Linked DNA regions of Homo sapiens: region 1 is linked to region 2. The links are chromatin loops, found by intact Hi-C in ENCODE. Cell type or tissue: GM12878. All regions are shown on one strand. Links, peaks and the distances in the headings refer to the core of each region. The heading gives the core; the rest is flanking DNA. Region 1 has its middle 48 kb from the start of AVPR1A. Region 2 has its middle 34 kb from the start of KICS2.

Evidence for each region. A loop is a pair of places that touch in the nucleus more often than their neighbours do. Peaks named below come from ENCODE experiments on the same cell type or tissue, not always from the same donor. Only the 100,000 strongest peaks of a DNase experiment are listed, where the experiment ranks them.
Region 1: a loop joins it to region 2, with 7 times the contacts of the local background. A loop is called at or near these places in 16 of 110 quality-filtered maps.

The regions. Positions count from the first base shown.
Region 1 is chr12:63,098,779-63,107,909 of GRCh38, reverse strand. No RefSeq gene overlaps it. Among named protein-coding and RNA genes, the nearest start is that of AVPR1A, 48 kb to the left of the region's middle. In GM12878, for the core only: a CTCF peak has its summit at 4,178 (motif pointing left); a DNase peak (open chromatin) is centred at 4,112.
Region 2 is chr12:64,251,433-64,260,563 of GRCh38, reverse strand. No RefSeq gene overlaps it. Among named protein-coding and RNA genes, the nearest start is that of KICS2, 34 kb to the right of the region's middle. In GM12878, for the core only: a CTCF peak has its summit at 4,198 (motif pointing right); no DNase peak of the experiment used is centred there.

The DNA.
Region 1 (9,131 bases), core at 658-8,657, 1.2 Mb after region 2:
TGATATAGAAGCAGATATACACAGCAGGAAGTTTTACGTACAACCTGATTAATAGCAGGCTCCATTAATCAGGATGGGAATCTAAGACTATAAGAGCAAATGGTATTTGTTAAGGAGAGCATGTACTGAGGAAGAAGCTCAGAACGACAGAGGAGACGCAAGGGAGTAACAGCTCAGGAAGACGACCAAAGAAGCAGGAAGAAGTTACCCAACAACAGCCGGGAAGGGGACTGAGAGGAGAGGTTCATAAATGCCAAAGGCACAGAGTGTGAAGAAGAAAGAAAATGCAGCAGAACAGTCCAAAAAGATAAAGGCAGGAAAATAAGCAACGGGTTTGGCAAGATGAATGCTTTTGATGCTGACATTGGCAGAGGATTTAGTGGAATGATAGGACTGAAGCCAAATCGAGAGTTGATAAGTGAAAGCAGGTGAGAAGGGGGACACAGTGAGAGTAAGAGGACCCTCAAAGGGGCCTGAATGAGAAGGGAAGAAAAGTAGGACAATGCTGGAGGTGGGCAAGGAGGAGAACTGGTAGTTCCACGGCCAGAGGAAAAATCAAGACGGAGGATCTGTGAGCAGGTTGGAACCTGCAGAGAAGCCACTCACAACAAAAAGATGCAAGATAAAGGAAATCTCACCCATGACCTCCTTGCTGCCTTGGAATGTATCTTTTTCTTGTCTTCTCCTCAGTCTTAATGACTTACCCGACACGTAGGTATCCAATAAATGTCTGCTAAATGGATACATGAGTGAATAAATGATGAAGCAACACCACGGAGGAAACTGCAGAAAGTGATCAAGGGACTAGGGTGACAGACCGACCTTCAGCAAGCAAAAAGACACTTCTGGAAAGGTCGGGTAGGAGGGAAAAATGGATTTCCTTGCCAGGGCTCTCTCACATTGATAAATTAATTTTTTGATCTGGCGAATGTGAGTATTTACGAATCTGCTAATTATTATGCATTAGGGTTTTATTTACTGTTTCAATGCTTCTTAAAAATGAACATTTTCAGGAAGGTAAAATATATTTTGTCTGGCCTTCTGGTCTATTTTACTGTCATACTACTGCTTAAAAGATATTTAAGCCCCCTAAGAACATAAACCTTGACTCTTTTTATCCCTTACAACAGGGGTCCCCAACACCCAGTACTGGTCTATGTCCTGTTAGGAACCAGGCCGCACGGTAGGAGGTGAGAGGTGGTTAGGTGAGCGAGCATCACTGCCTGAGCTCCACCAACTGTCAGATCCGTGGCAGCATTAGATTCTCATAGGAGTGTGAACCCTGTTTTGAACTGTGCATGCGGGGCATCTAGGTTGCATGCTCCTTATGAGAATCTAATGCCTGATGATCTGAGGTGGAACAGTTTAATCCTGAAACCATCCCTCCACCCCCAGTCTGTGGAAAAACTGCCTTCCATAGAAACTGGTCCGTGATGCCAAAAAGGTTTCAGGAGAAAGGCCTGGGCTATATAAATTTGGGAATCATTGTCATGTAAATGGAACTTAACACAATAAGACTAAATGAAAGCACCAAGGGATAAGTATAAATAAGACAAGAGCTTCAAGAGTGAGACCTTGGACACTCCAAGTCTGACATGAGCACTCCAACATTTACAAGAAGTGACCTATGAAGTAGGAAAGTAGGAAAGTAGGAAACAAACAAACAAACAAAAAAAAAAAAAAAAAAAGGTAAGCAGAGCCTGGTGGCCTGAAAGTCAAGTGGGGGAAGTATTGCAAGGAGGAGAGAGTGATCTCTTTGAGGAAAGCCCATTGAATTTAGGAAATTAAAGAACAATGGATGTCACTGATAACTTTGATTAAAATGTTTTGGTAGAATAGTGGGGATAAAAGCCCATTGAAGTAAGGGCAAAGGAAAATGAGAGGAGAATCCTCAGAAACAGAAAGTGTAGACAACTCTTTAGAGGACTATTCCTGTAAAGAGAAATAGAAATGGCACAGTAGCTAGAGGGGAATCACCAAAGGCTTTGTTTGGATTTGGTATTTAACATGGGAGCTACTGCAGAATGCCTGATATTAAGAAGAATGGTACAGTAAGAGAGGGTGAAATCAATGATGCATTAGAAAGAACTTGCATGAGGTTCATAATTACTAGTAACTAGATGATTCAGTTAGAAGTTGAGAAATGATGGGGTGGATCTAGGAGACATGTGGAAGGGCTGGGCTTAGAGATGCAGAGAGTAACAGCAAGGAGGGAAGAATATGGGCATGCATAGGCTGATAGGTGCAGAAGCTCTCTTCTGAGTCCTGTTTTCTTAGTAAAATAGGAAGCAGAATCATCAGATGAGAATGAAGAGATGAAAAAGGGATGGAAGTTCAAGGAGAAGGAAGAAAATGTGAAAAAATTGCCTAGAACTTTTTTTTAAATTCACAGCATGTTTTATATCCCAAACTGGCACAGATGTGTGTATATAAATGTACATACAAATATAAAAGAAACAAGCATTTCATGAAATAGTGTTTATCCTTATTTTATGCTGTGTACCCTATTAAATTCTATTCAGCTTTAATCTATTTAAGTTTTTAAATGCACAATTTGAAAAACACTTTTCTAGAGAATGGGAGAATGAACGGACAGTATGATGAAGCAGAACTACCAGGTAGCCCAAAGATTCCACTTGAGTTAGTGATAACATAAATTTAACATGGGCCTGGTAGTCATGGCTGTAGGTTTTTATCCAGTCATATCCAGGTGCAAGGAGGCAGGCATGGAATAGGCAGAGAGTTAGATGTAACTGGGTTGGGGTTTCCCAGGCACTGTAATAAAGGACAAAGCAAGGCCATACATAAATATGCAAGAAAGTTATAACAATGTGAAAGCATGGAATCCCTTCCATATAAGGCTGTAAAGTGAGGTGATGAGGAAGAGCAAGAGAAGGAGAAAAGGTGACCAAAGCAATGGACTGAAGGTCCAGTGGAGTTGGGAAAGTGAAGACAGGGCATCTGAGAGTATTTTGATAGAATGCAATGGTAAGGATGTATATGCTAGAAACCGAGATTAAGGTAGGGATGTAGTTGTTGGTAAACACAAAGGCAAGGGTTGTGACCATGGGAATGAGTGACTGAGGTAAGGTGGGGGGAAGATCCCTAAAGGAGAGGAGGTTAAGAAACCTGGAGCCCATGTTTCAAAATGATCATCTGTCTGGATACTGAAATAACCAAAACTTGTCACAGGAGTTTTAGGGGGAAATTGACAGTGAGCCAGGATCTAAAAACATTATAGAAATGAAGAGGAGAGACTAGAAGTAGATGACTGCAGTAGGAAGGGGGGTTGTGCAATCGTTGGATGACAAAGACTTCAAAGCTGGGGGTTAGAGAGGTGGAGAGGAGAATTGTTGGAGACAGCGATGAGGGGCTGGCCGGCATCTACTGGCCCCCAAGGCCTGGTAGTCAGAGGGGTATGGGAAGAAAAGCTACATGCAAGACAGCACGCTCCTCACACTAGAGCCAGGTTTCCATTGAGCAAAAAAGCAAACAGTGTTCAGAGAAGAAATAAAGGATCTGGGAATTTTGCAGATGGTGGATTTTGAATTCCGGATAGCATGGTGGAAATTTTCCAAAATAGGGAGGAATGAGAGATGGGCCAGGGTAGCAGATGCACAGAGCCATGTGGGGATGATCCCCTATGTAACTGATGATTTTCTGCAAGTGACTCAAGAAAGGAAGCTAAATTAAATAAGGTAAGACAAATGCCCTGAGCTTACAGCAATGTCAGGCCTTTGGGTATAGAAATAATACGGAAAATTGCTTTGATTCTTTTTTCCTTAGACATTATCATCATAGTTGGCATTCATGTTACATTGTTTACCATCTTTTTACGACTCATTCTATTTTAAACAGATTTTTCTCATTCTTTAACATGTTTAGTTTTTTACCTAGAAATAAGTACAATAAACTTAGCAACCTAATTGAATTGTGTGGAGAGGAAAAACAGTTTACTTGATATTAACTCAAGAACCAAATGGTTTAAATATTAGAAAGTTGTTCATTAAACACGAATATGCCACACGAAAAAGGTTGCAGTTCTGTGACAATTAGTGCACTTCAAAGAAAATCCAAACTTATTACAGAGGTACCACAGAACCAACTAAAATTCTCCCAAGGACAAGAAAGCATGCATCAAAAATTTTCACTTTACAAAATGCAACGTGGGCTCCACCCACTGGAAATGTTATGTTACTGCAATGTTGCCCTTTAACATTGACAAATACAGATTTGCATTCATTATTATTATCGATTAGTAGATATGATGTATTGATTGTCTTCTATATACCAGGTACTGTGCTAGATTTTGGAGATACAATAGTAAACATGAAACACAAAATATCTGTCTTCATGGAGTATATATTTTAGTGTATAAGTATAAAATTTCATATTTTGCTCACTATAAAAAACTACAGGCCAAATCTGTGTAAGAGGTATCCTGGATAAGAATGAACTCTAAGACATTAGAAACTTGATGAATAAAAGCTGGGGAAAAAGCTTGTTAATTACATTATCAAAAATGTTCAGTTTCTAAAGTTAGAAATATCAATTCACCTTTAGGGCATAATGTTCTCTGTGGCAATAAAACCACACATTCCATGTGACCACTCTCAGCTTTCATTCTTTGTGTACAGTTTTATGAATCTCTATATATGCATAATTTTTTTGTATTTTAGTTTTCACTTTTCAAAACTGGTGTCATACTGTATGTAATTGGGGAATGGCTTCCTTTTTCATTTTCTATTATATTGTTAAAATTCTTCCATCTTAGAGTTCCTTTGTTTTAGCTGCTCTACAATGTTCTGTGGTGTGAATGTACCACAGTTCTTTTGCCACTCTTCCACCAATGGGCATTTAGGTTTTCCCTATTATAAGTGTCACTGCTGTGAGTATGCTGTGCATATCTCCAGGTATAGGTGTATATGAGAGATTTTCCTAGGTATGTACTTAGGGGTGGAATTGCTAGGTCACACCCAGTATGCAAATGTTCAACTCTGAGAGAGTGACAAAATGTCATTTAGAATGACAGCAACAAATTACACTCCTTTCAGAAATGTATAACAAATCATTTGAAACCAAAGCCTTTCAAACACTTGGTATTTTCAGATTTTAAAACATTTGGCAGTTAAATGCAAAACGGTACATGGTACCTCACTATGGTCTTAACTGGGATTGCCAATGATGTCAAAAATGTCATTGTGGCTTTATTTGCCACACGTATATCCTCTTGTGCAGAATGTTTGTTCATGTTTCACCTCCATTTTTATGTTGTATCATTCATGTTTTTCTTATTATTTGTAAGAGTTCTCGATATATTCTTTTAACCTTTTATTTTAAAATAACAAACTTTCAGAAAAGTTGAGAGAAAAATACAAAGCATTTCTGTCTCTATCCTTTACCCAAATTCCATAGCCGTTAACATCTTATCACATTTACCTTATAATTTTTATTCTTTCTCTTACCCCCCTTTCTCTCTCTCACCCTTTTCTCTTCCTATGTATGCGTGATTTTTTTTCTCTGAACCATTTCAGAGTAAGTTTCAAATATGAGGCAATATTATTCATCAATACTTTAGTATATATTTCCTAAAAATAGAGATGGTCTTCTACACAGGCAAATACAACCATCAAAATCAGGAAAATAACATTGATATAATACTATCAAATCCACATGCTCCATTTAGATTTTGCCAATTGTCTCCCTCATGGTCCAGGGTGTAGTCCAGGATTGAATACTGCAAAGAGTTCCACATCTCTGTCAGGCGAGGTGTCAGAGCCTCAGCAATGGAAAGTGACTGACTCACAGGGAGTAAGAATAATTTATCCACAACAGCATGGTTTTGAAAAGGAAAGTTTTGATAGATGGAATGCTACAGAAGAGTACAGCCGGGCATCTCAGCAAGAGAGGACTGAGTGCACCATGGTGGATTTTTTCCTTAGGGGTATTTATGGACCTTAAAGTGGGAGTTAAGGGTAATTTAAACCATATTAGCCACATAGTCATGATAAGTGATTACATTTGTAGACATTTGGGTGCCTTGATGTCATCAAGGGTCACACAGTCAGTTTCAACATGCATGCATTCCAGAGATGTATAGAAGTTCTAATTACTTATACATTTGGGGTGAAAGAAGCCTGCTACCAGATGTCAGCTTTAGATAATAGAGAAGTCTAATTACTCTTGAATTCCTCAGAAAAGGAGTTTTGTCTCTGGATTGTCTGCTTGATGGCCTCGTGGTGGTCTTTGCTCTCCTCGGTCTTCTTCACTCTGGAGCAGCTCTTCTGTCTTGTCTTTCATGACCTCAATGCCTGTGAAAAGTACAGGCCAGTTGCTTTGTAGAATGTCCATTGTTTTGAGTTTGGCTGGGGTTTACTCATAAGCAACTTGAGGTTTTACATTTTTGGCCCCAGAACACTGCTGAAGTGATACTGTGTCCTTCTCGGTGCAGCACATGAGGAGGCACATGACGTTGATTTGTCCCATTACTGGCGCAGTGAACTTTTAATACCTGGTTAATTTGATGTATGCCAAACTTCTCTACTATAAAGTTATATAATAATTTTGAACTTATTACTTAATATCTAATCAATAAGAACTTGGGGAGTACTTTGATATGATGTATATATCTACCCCATATCTATCCCCCTGCTGTTATCTCACTATCTTAATCACTACAGTGTGGGAGCCAAGGGGGAATCTTGGCCCTCTGAAGTTTCACTGAAAAATCAACTTGCAAAGGCACAATACACAGGAGTCTTCAGAAGGAAGACCCAACCTGACAATAAGGTACAGAAGCTTATATACCATCTTGAGGTTATAGAGAGAGTGAGGGCTCAGAACATGGCCAAGAACAGGTTATGTTGGTAAATCAGGTTTAATGAGAGGTTTAAAAGGAGGTGGCCTGGCTAGCAAAGGTGGCCTTGTTATGTGGCTGAAGCCTCATAGATAGCAGTCCTCAGAGAATAGATGGTAAATGTCTCTCTTCAGACCTTTAAAGGTGCCAGACTCAGTTAACCTCACCTAGGGCTGGGAAATGCCTAGAAAGGGAAGGTCTGGCTACATTAATGAGGATTCTCTACAGATGCAATACCCTCCCAACTCAATCTGCTGGCCCTGCAGCAGCCATTTCAAAATAAATCAAGAAAATATATTTGGGAGTGAAATATTTTAGTTTCCTTCAACAGCTTCATAGTAAGTTCTGATACCTGCTACTTCAGAAGCATTCTGGCTACTTTTGACCCTTTACCCTTCCATATAAGTGGTGAAATAAGCATAGAAAGTTTTACGGTTTTGATTTCAATTGCATTGAATCTATAATTCAAGTTGGGAACAATTGGTGTCTTTATTATATTTTTTTTCCTTTCCATAAACATGATATGTCTCTCCATTAATTCAGGTTCTCTTTTTAAATCTCTTATCAAAATTGTATAATTTTTCCCGTGGAAATCATCTTGAAAAAAATGCCCCAAGCCATTTGAACAACTGGTTTTAGGAGATCTAGAGCTGAGATTTGAGACAGGAAGAAGCATGTGAAAGTAGAAATCCTCACTTCCAACTGGAATTAAGCCTAGATTAAACTAGGTTTGGTTCCACTGTACTTGACATGTGTGTTGAAGTCCCATTTGTACATAATGGGTAGTTGAGCCTAATAGGGAAACATGCTTGGCTTTAGATACCTCAAATAGAGCTAAAGCTCCACCACTGCCTCCTCCTTGCCTAAACTGAGACTAGTGTTCAGCTTTCCCTCCTGAGAAGTCAGTAGAAGTTGGAGTGGATACAGAGACTGGTGAGAGCCAGGAGAGAGAAGCCTGAGAAAGCAGAAGGGCCTGGGACCAGAATGCTTTTATCCCTCATGAATGATGTTGTTCTGTGGAAGAAATGGGCCATGCTGGGCTGGATGCGGTAGCTCATGCCTGTAATCCCAGCACTTTGGGAGGCCGAGGCAGGCAGATCACTCGAGGTCAGGAGTTCAAGGCCAGCCTGGCCAACATGGTGAAACCTCATCTCTATTAAAAATACAAAAATTACCCGGGCATGGTGGCGTGTGCCTGTAGTCCCAGCTGCTCATGAGGCTGAAGCAGGAGAATCACTTGAACCTGGGAGGCAGAGGTTTCAGTGAGCTGAGATCGTCCCACTGCACTCCAGCCTGGGTGACACAGCGAGAGTGTGTCTCAAAGAAAAGAAAAGAAAAAAGAAAAGAGGCAGTACTGAGCAATGAGGACTGTGGAAGGGAACCACAAGGAGGACCGTGGGAGGAGATATTTAGGAAACAAGGCAACAATCAGAAGAAAAGATCCGAAGCCAGCCCAATTTTACACTTCCATCTTTTCTCAGGAAACCGATCGCCAGGCCTCTCAGATGCCATCGGGGAGCTGAGGCTTTCTAGATCACTGCACCCAGACAATGAGATGCATCTGTTGCCTGTTGATCAATTCCCCTTCTTACCCCTCCCTAATTCCTATTTTCTTATACGTGGTTACAATAAGACGCTGGACCCTTCATTCAACCACCTGCTGCCTGTTGACCAACTCCTCTTCCTTGCCCCTTCTGTTTTCCTTCCCAGCTATGTAAACCCCTGACCTTAGTTGAGAGGGAGGGATGGATTTGAGACTTGGCTCCCATCTCCCTGGTTGACATCACCCATAAAATAATAAAGCCTTGTTCCCTGGCAACACACGTTGTTTCTTTTTGTGGGGCAAACAATGGGACCTAGACCAAACCCCTGGCGTTCAGTAACAGATCTTTGAGTAGGTATTCAGAAAATGGTGGACAACTGTTCCACAAATATCCATTGTCACCAACCCACTTAATGGCAAATGACCAATCAGAGGGAATAACCAACCAGCAGGTGGCCACCAAGACCAGAGAACATAAGGCAAACTCCCCTGGTTTCTGCCACTGCAACTGTTACCCACCAAACAGCAGGCAAAATAGGCTTTATACAAGACACAAAGGAGGAGACTTGCCAGTGGGTATAAATTCAACAGTGATCATCACCCAGCTATTTAGTTAGCCCAACAAGATGCAAGAGCCAGAGCATCTGAGATCAATTCAGAAAGTGTGCGTCATGAAGACCCATACTATGCTGGTCCTCATGATTTGGCTTGTTTCTGGGATAGAATTTGAAA
Region 2 (9,131 bases), core at 743-8,742:
TTAAAGGGACGGTGGTATTTTGAACATGGAAATCAATATAACTTCTGAGTTAATGAATTTAAATCTTTTTTTTTTTCTTTTGGAGACAGAGTTTCACCCTTGTTGCCCAGGCTGGAATGCAATAGTGCAATCTCGGTTCACTGCAACCTCCACCTCCTGAGTTAAAGTGATTCTCCTGCCTCAGCCTCTCGAGTAACTGGGATTACAGGCACCCACCACCATGCCCAGCTAATTTTTGTATTTTTAGTAGAGACAGGGTTTCACCATGTTGGCCAGGCTGGTCTCGAACTCCTGACCTCAGGTAATCTGCCCTCCTTGACCTCCCAAAGTGCTGGGATCACAGGCATGAGCCACCGTACCCGGCCAATGAATTTAAATCTTTGCACTGCTTTCCATTATCCAGGAGTAAATCCCACGTCCTTACCATGGCCTTCAAGGCCCTTAATGACCTCACCCATGATTACCTCTGTGACCTAATCCAAATCATTCTCCTCCTCATTTGCTACTCCCCAAACACATTGGCCTTTGTGCTATTCCTTCTAATAAACACCCCAAGCTCTTTCAGGCCCTGGAAATTTGTACTAGTAAATGTTTTTTCCCTGATCTTCAGCTGTCACTTCAAAGAGCTTCTTTGATCACTCTACAGTAGAGTCTCACCCACCTACATTACCTTTTAACGTATTTGTTTACTTGCTTATTCTTTGCAATGTGAGAATTTCAGGATGTAAGCTCCATGAGGGTTTGACCCTTCTTTGTCTTGTTCAATACTTTATCCTCAGCACCCAGAATAGTGCCTGGCACAAAGTGTTTCATCTATGTTGAAGGAATAAATGGACTAATAAAACACAAATTAGATGAGGATTAATTACTGGCTTAAGATTTCAGTATGGTTTGTTTGTTTGTTTCTTTTTTTGAGATGGAGTCTCACTCTGTTGCCCAGGCTAGAGTGCAGTGGCGCGATCTCAGCTTACTGCAACCTCTGCCTCCCAGGTTCAAGCAATTCTCCTGCCTCAGCCTCCTGAGTAGCTGGGATTATAGGTGCACACCGCCATGCCTGGCTAATATTCTTTTTATATTTTTAGTAGAGACAGGGCTTCACCATGTTGGCCAGGCTGGTCTCGAACTCCTGACCTCAAGTGATCTGCCCGCCTCGGCCTCTCAAAGTGCTGAGATTACAGGTATGAGCCACCACGTCCAGCATCAGTATGGTTTTCAAAAAAGTCAAAGTGATAGCTGATCTCCAAGCATGTTCCAAACCATACCATCCCTCACTATATTTGCATGTTACTCCTCCCATCAAGAGGTGAAGTTTGTCCAGGTGCAGTGGCTCACACCTATAATCCCAGCACTTTGGGAGGCTGAGGTGGGCGGATCACCTGAGATCAGGAGTTTGAGATCACCTGGGCAACATGACAAAACCCTGTCTCTACCAAAATACAAAAATTAGCCAGGCATGGTGGTGCACGCCTGTAGTCCCAGCTACTTAGGAGGCTGAAGCAAGAGAAACGTTTGAACCTGGGAGGCGGAGGTTGCCGTGAGCCCAGATTATGCCACTGCACTCCAGCCTGGGGTGACAGGAATGAAACCCTGTCTCAAAAAAAAAAAAAAAAAAAAAAAAGAGGTGAAGTTTGTGTCTCTTCTGCTCTCATCTGGGCTGAGCCTGTGCTATTCTGACCAGAAGAATGTGGAGGAAGTAAAGTTCTAGGATTTCAGACCCCAGACTTTAAGACGGTCTGGGTCTGGCAGCTTCTGTTTCCAAGCCACCACGTAGAGAGGCCTTGGAGGATGACATCATAGGCATGGAGAGACCACACAGAAGAGCACCAGCTGCCCTTTCCCAGCAAACTCGTGGGAAACCCAGGTGAGACCTGTAGAAGAACTGCCCATCCAATCCACAGAATTGTGAGATACAATAAAGGGTTGTGTTAAGCCTCTTTTAAGTTTTTAAGTTTTGCATTTTGACAATATAAAACAGTCAATATTTTCATTTATCATTATACAAAATTATGCATTATACCAATGTTTGCATAATTCCAAATTATTATTATTATTATTTTTTGAGACAGGGTCTCGCTTTGTCACTCAGACTGGAGTGCATGGAGTGCATGGAGTGTAGTGGCACGATCTCAGCTCACCACAGCCTTGAATTTCTGGGCTCAAGCAATCCTCCCATCTCAGCCCCCTGAGTAGCTAGGACTACAGGCATGTGCCTCCATGCCCAGATAATATTTACTTTTTTTTTTTTTTTTGTAGAGACAGGGTTTCACCATGTTGCCCAGGCTGGTCTCAAACTCCTAGAATCAAGTGATCTGCCCACCTCAGCTTCCCAAAGTCCTGGGATTTCAAGTGTTAGCTGCTGCACCCGGCCGGTAATTCCAAATTAAATAATGCACCAACATCAGGTCATTCTAAACAATCCAAGTGTTTTTGTCTATATGCTCTTCCAGCTCTTTTTTCCTATATCACTAAAATCATAATATAGATTTTTTTCCTCTTGTCACTTTGAGTGGATTTGATAATATTCCACAGTTTTCTAGTTCCTTAGAAATAGGATTTAGTGAGCTATGATGGCGCCATTGCACTCTATCCTGGCAGACAGACTGAGACCGTCTAACCAACCAACCAAATAACAACAACAAAAAAAATGTGTTTACATACAGCAGGGTCCATGTCATTCTTGTCCCTTCCCGGGGAGAGGCCCTGGGAATCATACAGCACAAACAATAGTTGAGCACACAAGAAAATCAAGCATTGGGCCAGGTGTGGCGGCTCAGGCCTGTAATCCCAGCACTTTGGAAGGTTGAGGCGGGTGGATCACTTGAGGTCAGGAGTTTGACACCAGCCTGGCCAACATGGTGAAACCCCGTCTCTACTAAAAATACAAAAATTAGCCGGGCGTGGCATCGCGTGCTTGTAATCCGAGCTACTCGGGAGGCTGAGACAGGAGAATCACTTGAACCCGGAAGGCGGAGGTTGCAGTGAGCCAAGGTCATGCCACTGCACTCCAGCCTGGGTGACAAAGTGAGACTCTATCTCAAAAAAAAAAAAAAAAAAAAAAAAAAGACAATCAAGCATTAATGGAATATGATGTACACCAACTAGACTGGGATTGTTCCATCCCTCATCCCTTCCTTCTTCCAGCCAGCCCCTAGAAGGGACTGGGGGAAAGTTTTATAAAGCTGGGAAAAGACAAGGTCTTTGGAGGTTTATTGGTTATACATCGTAGAGATTTCCAGGTATGAGTAGACCTTGGGTGGAAGAGGTTTTTCTTTTTTTTCCATTTTATTTTTCCTGGTCTTCTTTTTCTTTTTTGTTGCCTTCTACTTAGAAGGTGATTTTGACTCTGGAGACTCTGGTGACTTTGACTTTGGAATTACTGGCCTGGCACAGTGGCTAACATTTGTAATCCCAGCACTTTGGGAAGCCGAGGCAAGTGGATTGCTTGAATTCAGGAGCTCAAGAGCAGCCTGGGCAACATGGTGATGCCCTGGAGAGCTAAGGACTATAGGTTGAGCAAGAGAAAAGAATGCAAGGTCTTCTTTTTTTTTTTTTTTTTTTTGAGACGGAGTCTCGCATTGTTGCTGGAGCGCAGTGGTGCGATCCCCGCTCACTGCAAGCTCCGCCTCCCGGGTTCACGCCATTCTCCTGCCTCAGCCTCCCGAGTAGCTGGGACTACAGGCGCCAAACAACACGCCCGGCTCATTTTTAGAATGCAAGGTCTTCTTAATATTTGCCCTAAGATTCTGAAAGAGGCAAAGAGGACGTTTAAGTTTCTAGGTGGTCCACTCCTTTGAAGGCCGCAGGATGGGTGTGGGGTTTCAGGACAGAAAGTGTGCCTATAAATAAAGCTGTTAAATTTGGCGGAAGCACGAATCCTCTTCCCTTCTCTTTCCTCTTTCTACTTCTGATGGTGATGGGGACAGAGTAGACTGTGGATATGGGATTTTTCATTTGTTTCACCAACAAGGAGGGTGGGACGGAAGAAGGAGGGTGTAAATCAAGTGATAGAGGGCTACTCTCAATACTGTTTCAAGTAAGATTTATATGGGTTTTGGTGGGTTGTCCTGCAACATCTGCCATTATTTACAACTTTGTTTCTACAGGGAAATTATTCTGTCTTCCACACAGCTGACCTACAAAATGAATTTGGAAAGGATACAAAGGAGTAGTTATTTTACTTCTATTAGCAACTATCACCACCAGAGGGCATAGTTGGATTAGGAAGAGAAAGAAAGGCAAAACTTTGGTCTAACCTATGGAATATTGATTTTTTTTAATTGTGAAAAATTCATATTGAGATGTACCCTCTTAACAAAATTTTAAGTGTATATGATTGTTACCTATATGCACATTGTTGTACAGCATATCTCTAGAAAGGTCTCATCTAGCATGACTGAAATCCTATACCCATCAAACTGCAACTAACTTTCCCCTCTCCAAAAACACCATTTTAGTTTGTATGAGTTTGACTCCTTTAGATGCCTCATGTAAGAAGAATCAGGCAGTGTTGTTGTTGTTTTTGAGATGGGCTTATTTCACTTAGCATAATGTCTTCCAAATTCTTGTTGCAGCATGTGACAGGATTTCCTTCTCTTTTTAACACCTTCATTTATAGGTCAGCTATGTGGAAGACAGAATAATTTCCCCGTAGAAATAAATAATGGCAGATATTGCAGGACAGCTCTGCTGAATAATATTCCATTGTCTGTATATACCACATTTTCTTTATCCATTCATCCACTGACGGACATTCAGATTTTTTCTACCTCTCGGCTATTGTGAATAATACAGCAATGAACATGGGAGTACAAATATCTTTTCAAGATCCTGTTTTGATTCAATTCTTTTGAATAAATACCAGAAGTGGTATTGCTAGATCATACAACACTTCAATTTTTAATTTTTTGGAGAAACTTTCATACTGTTTTCCATATGGCTGCAGCATTTTACATTCCCACCAACAGTGTACACATGTTGAAATTTCTCCATATCCTCAACGCTTATTTTATGTATTTTTGGTAATGGCCATGCTAACAAGTGTGAGGTGATATCTCACTGTAGTTTTGACTTTCATTTCCCTGATGATTAGTGACACTGGGCATCATGTGTGTATGTGTGTGTATGTGTATTTGAGATACAGTCTTGCTTTGTCACCCATGCTGGAGCATGGCCCACTGCAGTCTTGACCTCCTGAGCTCAAGCAATCCACCTCAGCCTCCCGAGTAGCTGGACTACGTGTGTGCCACTACAACCTAATTTTAAAAAAGTTTTTGTTTTGTAGAGACGATGTCTCACTATGTTGCTCAGGCTGGTCTTGAACTTCTGGGCTCAAGCGATCTGCCTGCCTCAGCCTCCCAAGTGTTGGGATTACAGGCATGAACCACCATGACTGGCTCTGGGCATCTTTTTATAAACCTGTTGGCTATTTGTATGTCTACTTTGGAGGAATGTCTATTCAGATCCTTTGCCCATTTTCAAATCAGGTTATTGGTATTTTTGCTATTAAATTCAATGAGTTTCTTACATATTTTGGATATTAACCCCTTATCTGATACATGGTTTGCAAACATTTTCTCTCATTCCATAGGTTGCCTTTTCACTCTGTTGGTTATTTCTTTTGCTGCATGGAAGCTTTTTAGTTTGATGTAGTCTCGTGTCTATTTTTCCTTTTATTACTTATGCTTTCGGTGTTGTATCAGCACTGATTCTTATACTTTAAAAATTCCTTCAGGCTGGGCGTGGTGGCTCATGCCTGTAATCCCAGCACTTTGGGAGGCTGAGGTGGCAGGATCACCTGAGCCCAGGAGTCTGAGACCAGCCTGCGCATCATAGTGAGACCCCACATCTATAAAACAAATAAAAAATAAAAATTTCTGCAAACCTTCAAAATTAAATCATTTTTGCTGTCATGCTTCTATAATACATACTAACATAAATGTACATGTAAGAAAACTTATTGTATTCTTATAAAATCAACAAATTTATAATCTAAAAGTTTATTAAATTAATGCAAATTAATATCAATATGATGCATGATGTTTTCCTGAAAATACATTTCTTTTTGCAAAGTGAATATAGTAAAATGCTACAATACACTCTTGAATTCAGCATCCTTCTGTGATCATGTTCCACTTTTCTCTTTCTGAAACACTACAAGTCTTTATTTACAGGCCATGCATCTTTCTGTGTTTCACTTGGCTTGAACATTTCACTATGGTAAAGTCTACCTCTGTTCTCTCTTTGACCGGAGACAAAGTTCTCCCACTTAGGGACAAACATTGGATCAATGTAAATAATGCAAACACAGGCACTTTAAATCACAAGCATTTTATTGAAATGAAAATAAAACTTTAAATTATCCAATAAACCCCACAGACTTTCTTTTTTTAAAAATTATTATTTATTTAAAAAATATATAGAGACGAGGTCTCACTATGTTGCCCAGGCTGGTCTTGAACTTCTGAGCTCAAGCGATCCACCTGCCTCAGCCTCCTAAAGTGCTGGGATTACAGGTGTGAGCCACCATTCCTAGCCACCTCACAGACTTTCAAGTTGAAATCTAGGCCAGGCATGGTGGCTCACACTTGTAAACCCAGCACTTCGGGAGGCTGAAGTGGGAGGATCGCTTGAGCCAGAAGTTTGAGACCAGCCTGGACAACATGGCAAAACCCAAGAAAACAAAAAAACAGCCAGATATGGTGGCATATGTCTGCAGTCCCAGCTACTTGGGTTGGGCGCTGAGGTGGGAGGATCACTTGAGCCTGGGAGGTAGAGGCTGCAGTGAGCCATGTTTGTGCCACTGCAGTCCAGCCTGGGTGAACAGAACAAGACCTTATCCCAACAACAACAACAACAATGAAAAAAAAAAAAAAAGAAAAAAAGAAATCTAGAGACCCCAACTTAACCTCTGCTAATAGAGGATAAGAGGCTCAAAGTGTTTTAGGTATGCTGACCTGACAGCATGGTTTGCCTGTGTGGGCCCTGGCTTATGTCTTTTACCCCCAGCACCCACTTTCAGTTTCAAAAGTGTCCTCATTTGGACACAAAGACATACAGAGTGATCTAATGGACTTTGGGGATGGGGTAGGGGGGTGGTTGGACGGGGGGAGGGATAAAAGACTACATATTGAGTACAATGTACACTGTTTGGGGGACAGGTGCACTAAAATCTCAAAATTCACCACTAAGGAACTCATCCATGTAACCAAAAACCACCTGTACCCCCAAACTATTGAAATGTTAAAATGTGTCCTTATTTGGACAATAAAACATAAGGTTATACACCCTGGTTACAGCCATCCTGGCCTAGGGTTTTAAGATCAGTAAAGAACCTGTGCCTTAACAGTAGGAGTTAGGAAACAAAAGGGTCAGTGTCATTTACAGAACTTTTAGAGACTTCTCTCAGGAAGCATATCTAGTCCAATACGAGTGAAGCTTTGAGGGCCCAACTGAACTTCAGATATCTTGTTCAGATCTCCTTTTGTGACTCAGACCTCAGTAGTTCCCCTACTCCCCACACCCCTAAAACACCACCTCAAAACACAGGCTATAAGAAAGGAAATAAAGAGAAAGATTTCATCACAATTAGGATCCCCTGAGATACGAGAGCATATAAGGTCATTTTAGGATAGGAAGAACGAAGCTTCTCAAAGAGTCAAATTTACTCAGAAAAGCTGGAAGACAGGACAGCAGTTTTGCAACCACATGACATAATTTGGCTGATGTTGTGAATAGGGATTGCTACACAACAAAATGATTCCTCAATGACAAGTCTCAAGATGAAATCCAGTTGCCAACGTGACTCCAAATGGTTTAGTGTTAACAATGATGAAAAGATGGAATGAAATAATGATTTTTAAGGAGATTGAGAAATATTTTCTCTAAAAAATATATAAAGTGTTTTGAGAGAAAGTGTGTGTACGTGTGTGTGTGTGTTGGACCATATCCAAGAACGAAAGTGGCACACAAACTGAAATATGCTGAGATTGGTGTGTTGGAGCAAAAAAGATCATCTTGGCAATCTCAAGTCCTCATTCCTTCAGAGGATGACTATTATTAGCACTACTTAATATCTATTAAGCCCCAGCTGGGGCAACTTGTCAAAATGGGCAAGGAAGGAAGAGGGGAAAATGTATAATTTGTCCCAGGCATGGGCGCTCGGTGTGGGGAAAATGTCTTTTAAGATATTTTAAGTTATCTGTCAGAAGGTTTAGGAGGTTTCATATGATTTTCAGAGATCTCTCTGCCCCAGAGAGAAACTGATTCAATAAGCATCTATTCTGAGTTTGTTTGATGCTTAGGGTACAGAAAAATAAATAAAACTGGGTCTCTGTTGTCAAGAATTTACATTCTTTTCTAAATTATTTGAATACAACCTTCAAAATATTTCCCATATCATCTGTATAATAGTACTCAATACAGATTTACTCAATGTTTTTCTCAATATTTTCCTAATATTACTCAATAATTTCCCAATATGTGTACCTACCTTAGCCTTGTCATAAAGAATACCTGGGAAATCACAGATTTGGTGTTCTAGGTATATAGTTTTAAATTACCTGTGTGTGCTTTTTTTTTTTTTTTTTTTTTTTGAGGTGGAGTCTTGCTTTGTCACCCAGGCTGGGGTACAGTGACACAATCTTGGCTCACTGCAACCTCTGCCTCCCGGGTTCAAGTGATTCTCATGCCTCAGCCTCCCGAGTAGCTGGGATTACAGGCCTGTGCCACCACACCTGGCTAATTTTTGTATTTTGAGTAGAGATGGGGTTTCACCATGTTGGCCAGGCTGGTCTCGAACTCCTGACCTCAAGTGATCCGCCTGCCTCAGTCTCTCAAAGTGCTGGGATTATAGGCATGAGCTACCATGCCGGACCCATTTTTTTCTTTTCTTTTTCTTTCTTTTTTTTTTAGATGGCGTCTCACTCTGCTGCCCAGGCTGGCGTACGGTGGCACAATCTCAGCTTACTGCAGCAATTTCTTGGGCTCCAGCAATCCTCCCTAATTAGCCTCCTGAGTAGCTGGGACTACAAGCACATGCCACTGTGCTTGGCTAATTAAAAAAAAATTTTTTTTTGTAGAGATAAGGTATCACTATATTGCCCAGGCTGATCTTGAACTCCTGGGCTCAAGCG